Linked DNA regions of Homo sapiens: region 2 is linked to region 1. Evidence: chromatin contacts called from ENCODE Hi-C or POLR2A ChIA-PET data. All regions are on one chromosome and are shown on one strand. The core of a region is the stretch at or near the end of the contact, and the rest is flanking DNA. Distances in the headings are between cores, read along the strand shown.

Region 1 (4,147 bases), core at 544-3,043:
CAGTGATGGGGGCATCTCTCCTCTCTTCACAGTGACTTCAGAGACCCCTTCCTGGCCTCAGGCCACGGCAATGCCTCATTTCTTGTCATTTGCTGCCCGCCACCACTTCCTCCAGCCACACCAGCCCCAGGAAAGCACCTGTTTCTCTTGAAGCCCCTTCCTCCCACTCACCCCTCCCAGCCTCAGGAAGCAGCAGTAGGGATCACGAGCACTGGGGTCAGAGGGATCTAGATTCACAGCCCTGCTTTGCCCATCCATCCCGTGACCTCGGACAAGGGTCCTACCTCACTGCTACTTCTTCCCTCTCTATAAACCAGGTGCTGGGGTGCCTGGGGGCTCTGTGAGCTCCCACATGGCAAGGGCTAGGCTAAATGCTCCCTGCATGTGAAGGGGGCCTTTGCTTGTGTCCTAGTTATTACAGGCCGGTGCAGAGGGCCCCTGTGGGAGGCTTCCCTGGAGATCCCAGCTTCTCCTGCCCCTCTGTTCCAACACACTTGCTTATCTCAGGCTGCCTGGGTGGGTGGTGAAGTTCACATCTGTTCCCTCCTGGCTGTGACCTCTTAGACCCCCAGCTGGAAGTGCATGCGGAGGCTCCTCAGCGTCGCCCAGTGCTGGGTGATTTGTGTCATCAGCTCAGTTTGAATAGCGTCATGGCAGGCCACACAGGCCAAGTTTACTTACCCCGGAATCCCTGGCACCAGGTGCCCAGTAAGGGTCAGTACCTATTTTTGAAAGTTTATTAAAATAATGGAAGGCAGGGGCACCAATCACCTGAGCCTGAGGCCCCCGGCACTGCTGCCCAGAATGGCATCCTCTCATACCCGTGCTGCCAGGCCCTCCCTTGTCCAGTTGGAAGCCCCAGCAGTCCAGCCCCCCTGCTCCACCAGCAGGGGGTGCCTTCCTCCACACCCTCTCCTCGCTGCCTTTGGCCCCAGCCCTCACCCTGCAGCAATAGCTCTTTCCCGGTGGCAGACTGCTATATGACCTCTCCACTGCCGCGTCAGCTGGAAGTCCCCACTGGGCCCTGCTGCATCCCATCGGCTTCTCTCTCGCTCTGACCTGAGCAGCTGCAAAGTCTCCTGGCTATGATTGATGCCTCCGGCGCTCCTGTCCTGCCGACCCAGGCCGGCCCACAGATGAGAAAGTGATTGCCCCTTGAGTGGGTTCCCGAGTTGGTGCCATTGCGGCGGCCTTTGTCTACGTAGCTGTGCACCCCCTCCAGTTCTGCAGACTCTACACCCCCAAGACCCTGCTCAGCCTCCCTTTCTCCCAGCCACTTGATTCTTGGGGGAAACTGCCCCTTCCCCACCCTGTCCTCTTGGTTCCATACCAGCCTCTCCATCACCCACCCCTTCTGTGGACCACTTCCTGTGCCAAGCACGACTTGATGCTCTTTAGCCCTGCCTGGTTCACAGAAGAGGAGCTGGCCTCGGAGAAGGTGGTGCTGCCTCCCCTGAGCGGCCTCTGGCCCTTCCCTTGTATCCTCCAGGCAGCAGATCTTGAGCCCACAACGGGCTGTCCGGGCACATGGACCCCAACCCCAGCAGGGAGGGAGGCCGGAGTGGAGCAGGGACCCTGCTGGGCCTGAACTGGGTGGCTGACGTTTTCACATCTGGTTCTGTTGAACTGTAACTCGCGTTATGTACTGAAGCCAGGGTTATTTTTATCCTGACATGTGAGGTTTCTTCACGTCATAACCACAAAACTCAATCCAAAACATCCCGGGGCAGGTTGTTTGTGAGACGTTCTGTGGATTCTCATGTCACCACATCAGGTTTCACTTAGTAACATCTGCAGGGCTGGCTCCCCGGCCGCCCACCCCGCCAGCCTGGGTTTCTGTGTGGAGTGCGTCTCTGTGCCCCTGGCCAGCCGCCGGTCACGTGCACTTCCTGCCAGGGGCTGGCAGGCTCCTCACTTGCCCAAACCAGAAATACAAGGCACAGTGGCCTTCAGCTGAGGGATGGCACTCTCCCTCATGCTCCTGCCCTCTGCAGGATTGGGGAATGGAAATCCCACTCTCCTGGGCCCCTCAAAGAGAGCCTGTCTCCCGAGACACACAGCCGGGTTGTGGGCCCCCCTCTCCCTCGCCCCCTGCTGCAGCAGCTGCCCACCATCTACAGGGGGCTGTGCCTCAGTGGCACCCCTGAGTAAAACCGCTGAGGTCCTCGGAGCGCAGTGTTGGAGGGCGTGCCCTGAGCTGCCCCGTCCCGGCTCCCACTTTCCTCATGCGCCTGCAGCACCCAGCCCAGGACCCTGCTTACAAGAGCAGATGAGCCAGAGCCGGAGGTGGGCGGAAGAGCAGGCAGCAGTGAGGCGGAAATCAGCATACTTGAGGGGCCCATTTCTCCTGTAGTCACCCTCCCGGGGTGAGCTTGTTCTCTCTCCACCCATCTCCTCCTCCTGAGCCTGCAGCCCTGCCTCAGAGAGCATCTCAAGCCAAAGGGCAGCTCAGATCAACAGAGTGGCTGGGGGCGATGGGGGCCACTGAGGCTGGGAAAGAGCGAGCAGCCCCCACCCTGTCCTGCTGAGCACTGAGGCCTTTCCCATCCCTGTCCAGCCCGCCCTCCCTGCCCCTTCAAGTGTGGCCCCTTTCCCCACCTCCCCTGCTGGGAAAAGACTGCCCTGCTCAAACCTGTGGTCTCAATGCAGCCCCTCCCAAGGCTCCCAACCCTGTCTTGGGGAGGGCAGAAAGTCTTTAAGCCTTGGGAGCACTGTGAGGGCTGAGCTGCACTCAGCTGAGGATGTGAATCGCTTGCTGCGGCTTCTCGCAGCTGTGACACTGCCCTCCTCCTCCCTTCCACTAAGGGCCTCAGCTCCAGGGTCCAAGGGGCAGCCTGGACATTGAGAGTCCATTTTGGGTCCACACTAGGGGCTGTGGCTAAGGAGTTCAGAGTTGTGTCCAGAGCAGCCCAGCCCTTCTCTTCTGCCATCTTTAGCCAGACTGTCAGCGGAGAGATGGGCTGATCTCCCTCCCCAGATGTGTGGGGGTCACAGGTGGCCCCCCTTCTTCCTCAGAGCATCCTGATAGAGCACTGTGAATTTGTGCCAGAAATGAAATCTCCCCACTCAGACATTTCAGACCAGCCCCCAGACATCCATTCTGAGACTCAGAATGAGAACGGTCTGCCCTGCGCAGTGCTCTGCGCTATGGGACGCTTGCTAATAAAAAGGAGCCCCCGTGTACTGAGTGCAGACTGTGCGGCAGGCTCCGGACCCGGCACATTACATGTTTTTATCTCATTTAATAGGGGCTCTTACTGCACTCACTTTACAGATGAGGAAACTGAGGCTTAAACACCATGCTCAGTGCTTCCTACTGCCCCTGTGAGGCTGGAACGGCCCCGCACCTCTCCCCACTCCAAACAAGCACCTGGGAGAAGCTTGCAGTGAACAGGGTGCCTCCAGTGTGGGCAGCATGAAGCCAGTGCCCTCCAGCCAGGCCACCACGGCCTACCAAATTCATCTCCTGAGGGAGGGAACAGTGAGGCAGGGCTGTCTCAACAGCTGTCTCTGCAGCCACCTCTTTAGAGATCAGCCCCCAGCTGGGCCTGGGGTAACTCGATCTATAAGAATGTGACACTTGATTCTGCAAACAGCCCCTTTGGGCCAGGGAGCAGAGACTCTTTGCCATTCCAGAGTCACTCAGGACCTCCCAAGCCAGGCTGATTCAGGCAGGGACCCAGCACAATGCAGTCCAAACAAGAAGTGGAATGAGGCCTTTCCTTGAACTGGCCTTCTCACTCAGGGCTCCTTCATGCCGCTCACGCGAGCTGTCTAGGAGGTTCTTGGGATTGAGGATGCTACAGTTTGGAGGTGTGGCTCTTGGTAAGGAATCCCTTATAGAGTGATTCACAGCTGGGAAAAACAGCACAGAAAAACGCCTTTTCTAGACCCAGCCATCTCCCCGGCAGGACCATGAGAGGACATACAGGAAGTCTGAGCTCAGCAAGAAAGACGGAGCTCCTGGGAGGAGAGTCTTGCTGCTGCTTCCTGCCCGCTGGCATCAAATACAGTCAGTCTGTCCAGACGCCTCCGTGAGATTCACTTGGAATACTCTGGATGGTTCTGCACATTCTTGTTTTGTGCTTTGGGCTGATGCTTCTGGGAACATCTGATGCTTCTGGCCAAGTTTGGTTCCCAGATCCTC
Region 2 (4,147 bases), core at 557-3,056, 330 kb after region 1:
AGTAGAGATGGGGTTTCACCATGTTGGCCAGGCCGATCTTGAACTCCTGACCCCAGGTGATCTGCCCACCTCGGCCTGCCAGAGTGCTGGGATTACAGGGGTGAGCCACCACGCCCAGCACCATTCTCTCTTTTTGTTGTAACACCTTTATTGAGCTATAATTCACACACCATGCAGTTCATCTCTTTGAAACATACAAGTCAGTGGCTTTTTTTTTTTTTGAGACGGAGTCCTGCTCTGTTGCCCAGGCCGGAGTGCAGTGGCATGATCTCGGCTCACTGCAAGCTCTGCCTCCCGGGTTCACGCCATTCTCCTGCCTCAGCCTCCTGAGTAGCTGGGACCACAGGCGCCCGCCACCATGCCTGGCTAATTTTTTTGTGTTTTTAGTAGAGACGGGGTTTCACCATGTTAGCCAGGATGGTCTTGATCTCCTGACCTCGTGATCCACCTGCCTCGGCCTCCCAAAGTGCTGGGATTACAGGCGTGAGCCACCGCGCCTGGCTGTCAGTGGCTTTTAACCTATTCACCACAAACAATTTTGGAACATCACCCCAGAAGAAAACTCCAACCCACTGGCAGTCATTCCCCATTCTTCTCTATCCTCCAGCCCCTGGCAACTGGTAATCTACTGTCTGTCTCTATGGATTTGCCTATTCTGTACATTTTACATAAATCATCTGGCATGGGGCCTTTTGTGCCTTATTCCTTTTTTTCCTTTTTTTTTTTTTTTTTTTTTTTTTTAAGACGGAGTCTCACTGTGTCACCCAGGCTGGAGTGCAGTGGCGCAATCTCGGCTCACTGCAAGCTCCGCCTCCCGGGTTCATGCCATTCTCCTGCCTCAGCCTTCCGAGTATCTGGTACTACAGGCTCCCGCCACCATGCCCGGCTAATTTTTTGTGTTTTTAGTAGAGATGGGGTTTCACCATGTTAACCAGGATGGTCTCGATCTCCTGACCTCGTGATCCGTCTGCCTCGGCCTCCCAAAGTGCTGGGATTACAGGCGTGAGCCACCGCACCAGGCTGTGCCTGGCTCCTTTCACTTAGCACAGGGTTTTCAAGTTCATCCATGCTGTAGCAGTGCCAGAACTTGATTCCTTTTTATATCTGAATAATACTCCCTTGTATGGATATACCACATTTTGTTTATTTATGTATTGGTTGATGGAACTTTGAGTTGTTTCCATGTTGGCACTCTTATGAATAATGCTGCTATAAATCATTTGTGTATGAGGTGTTTTTTTTTTTTTTTTGAGATGGAGTCTCACTCTGTCGCCAGGCTGGAGTGCAGTGGTGCGATCTCGGCTCACTGCAACCTCTGCCTCCCAAGTTCAAGCGATTCTCCTGCCTCAGCCTCCTGAGTAGCTGGGACTACAGGCGCACGCCAGCCATGCCCAGCTAATTTTTGTATTTTTAACAGAGATGGGGTTTCACCAAGTTGGCCAGATGGTCTTGATCTCTTGACCTCGTGATCTGCCCATCTTGGCCTCCCAAAGTGCTGGGATTACAGGTGTGAGCCACCGTGCCCGGCCATGTGTACAAGTTTTTATGTGAACCTAAGTTTTCATTTCTCTTGAGTATATACCTAGAAGTGGAATTGCTGAGTCATATATTATGGTGACTGTATATTTAATCTTTTGAGGAACTGCCAGACTGTTGCCCAAAGCGACTGCACCATTTCACATTCCCAATAGCAAAGTCTGAGGGTTCCAATGTCTCTGCGTCCTCACTAACACTGGTTATTATCTGTCTTGTTGGTTACAGCCACCCTGATGGGCAGGAAGTGGTATCTGATTGTGGTTTTGATTTGCATTTCCCTGATGATTAATGACGTTGAGCATCTTTTCCTGTGCTTGAGCCTCGCAATACCCCTGGATCAGTCATTGTGAAGGTCACCACTGCCCTCCATCCAGTGGTCAGTTCTCAGTCCTCGCCTTACTTTTTCAAACACTTGACACTGTTAATTCCTCCTTCATTCTCGAAACTTTCTTCTCTTGGCTTCCCAGATGCAGGGCTGTTTTTCCCCCTGCCTCATTGGCTGTTTCTTTCCTGGCTTCTCTTTCAGACAGCAGAGTACCCCAGGCTTTGTCCTGAGCCGCCTACTCTTGTCTGTGGTAGACCCTCCCTAGATCTTTTCTTCTGGTCCTGTAGTTTTAAGAATGAACTGTACTCTGATGACTCTCAGATATATCCCTCTAACTCTGACCTCACCCATGAGCTTCAAACAGGTGTGTTCAACTGCCTGTTTCCAACTGCATGTGGATGTCTAAAAAACTTTCTTTTTTTTTTCGAGTTGTGGTATCACTCTGTCACCCATCCTGGAGTGCCATGGCATGATCACGGCTCACTGCAACCTTGAACTCCTGGGCTCAAGTGATCCTTATGCCTAAGCCTCCTGAGTAGGTAGGACTGACTACAGGCACCTGCCACCATGCCCAGCTAATGTTTTTACTTTTTTGTTTGTTTGTTTGCTTGAGACAGTGTCTCACTCTGTCACCAGGCTGGAGTGCTGTGGTGCAATCTCAGCTCACACAACCTCTGACTCCCTGGTTCAAGCAATTCTCCTGCCTCAGCCTCCCGAGTAGCTGGGATTACAGGCACCCACCACCACGCCCAGCTAATATTTTGTATTTTTAGTAGAGATGGGGTTTCGCCATGTTGGCCAGGAAGGTCTCAATCTCCCGACCTCATGATCCGCCCGCCTCGGCCTCCCAAAGTGTTGGGATTACAGGCATGAGCCTTCATGCCCAACGTTTTTACTTTTTTGTGGAGATGGGGTCTTGCTGTGTTGCCCAGGCTGGTCTCAAACTCCTGACCTCAAGTGATCCTCCCGCCTTGGCCTCCCAAAATGTTGGGATTACAGACATGAGCCACCACAGCTGGCCTAAAAGACATCTTAAATTTAACCAGAACTTTTGTTTTTTCTCAGCCAAACCCATTAATTTTCTGTCTTTTCTGTATAGTGAATGACAGCCCCATCCACAAGGTTGCTCAGGCCACAGCCTCCATATCTCCCTGATTCCTGTCTTCCTCTTCCCACCCTGCTCCCCTCTTCCCTTCCCCATGGGCCCCCTCCTTGTACCCTCCAACTACCCTACTAGTTAAGCCCTTCAGAGTACATCCAGCCATTTCTCACCACCTCCACCACCTGGGATATTGCAACAGTTCCTTTCTGGTCTCCCTGCTAGTCTTACGCAACAGCCAGAGTAGTGCTTTAATAAAACATGTTTTAACCTAAAAGCATTTTAGATTTTACTACGAAATGCATCATAGACTCAAAGTAGTATATATCGTATTTGTGCTCTTTACAGAATAAACATAAGAAATACTCCATGGCTAGGCGCAGTGGCTCATGCCTGTAATCCCAGCACTTTGGGAGGCTGAGGCGGGTGGATCACCTGAGGTCAGGAGTTAAAGACCAGCCTGGCCAACATGGTGAAACCCCATCTCTACTAAAAATACAAAAAATTAGCTGGGTGTGGTGGCACATGCCTGTAATCCCAGCTACTCAGGAGGCTGAGACAGGAGAATCGTTTGAACCCAGGAGGCGGAGGCTGCAGTGAGCCAAGATCACGCCACTGCACTCCAGCCTGGTGACAGAGCAAGACTCCGTCTCAAAAGAAAAAAAAATACTTCTGTACCCACCACCTGGATTACAAGGTACCCAGTACTCCTGAAGCCTCTTCAGCCCTCCTTATTTCATCTACCTCTCTTCCCCCTCCAGAGGAATTCCCTGAATTTTGTGTTGTTTCCTTGATTTTCTCTATTATTATCTTTATAGAGAGGCATAGAAAATGTCTTGCTTAGCTTTGCGTATTTTTTAGCTTTTCATGGATTCATGCTGTGATCATTTATCCATGACTACTCTTTTTGCTCGATATAATGTTTTTTGGCCATATTCATCCCTGTTAATGTCTGAAACCGGAGTTCATTCATTTTACTATATGGTACAAAATGCACCACAATTTATCCATTCTTTTTTTTTTTTTTTTTTTTTTTTTGAGAAATAGTTTCGCTCTTGTTGCCCAGGCTAGAGTGCATTGGCACGATCTCCCACTCCTGGGTTCAAGCGATTCTCCTGCCTCAGCCTCCCAAGTAGGTGGGATTACAGGCATGTGCCACCATGCCCGGCTAATTTTGTATTTTTAGT

What was found. A loop is a pair of places that touch in the nucleus more often than their neighbours do. ChIA-PET counts read pairs that join two places held with the same protein, here RNA polymerase II (POLR2A). Pooled maps may share reads with other maps.
Region 2: a map with no recorded cell type shows a loop between it and region 1 (13-fold over the local background). The contact joins two enhancer-like sites. A Hi-C loop is called at or near these places in 5 of 37 single-sample maps with no recorded cell type and 7 of 50 pooled maps. POLR2A ChIA-PET finds 5 or more read pairs at or near these places in 4 of 52 experiments (CD4-positive, alpha-beta T cell, T-cell, activated CD4-positive, alpha-beta memory T cell and 1 more).

The regions. Positions count from the first base shown.
Region 1 is chr16:70,735,322-70,739,468 of GRCh38, reverse strand. All of the region lies in intron 13 of VAC14 (VAC14 component of PIKFYVE complex), which reads left to right. Among named protein-coding and RNA genes, the nearest start is that of VAC14-AS1, 18 kb to the left of the region's middle. RefSeq lists enhancers at 915-1,084, 986-1,516, 1,489-1,648. Within about 2 kb of position 1,793, at least 30 of the 41 ENCODE cell types and tissues checked have a DNase peak (open chromatin) inside an H3K27ac peak, as active enhancers do; they include CD4-positive, alpha-beta T cell, where a contact is called at or near this core.
Region 2 is chr16:70,402,135-70,406,281 of GRCh38, reverse strand. All of the region lies in intron 1 of ST3GAL2 (ST3 beta-galactoside alpha-2,3-sialyltransferase 2), which reads left to right. Among named protein-coding and RNA genes, the nearest start is that of ST3GAL2, 35 kb to the left of the region's middle. RefSeq lists an enhancer at 1,451-1,620. Within about 2 kb of position 1,806, at least 10 of the 41 ENCODE cell types and tissues checked have a DNase peak (open chromatin) inside an H3K27ac peak, as active enhancers do; they include CD4-positive, alpha-beta T cell, where a contact is called at or near this core.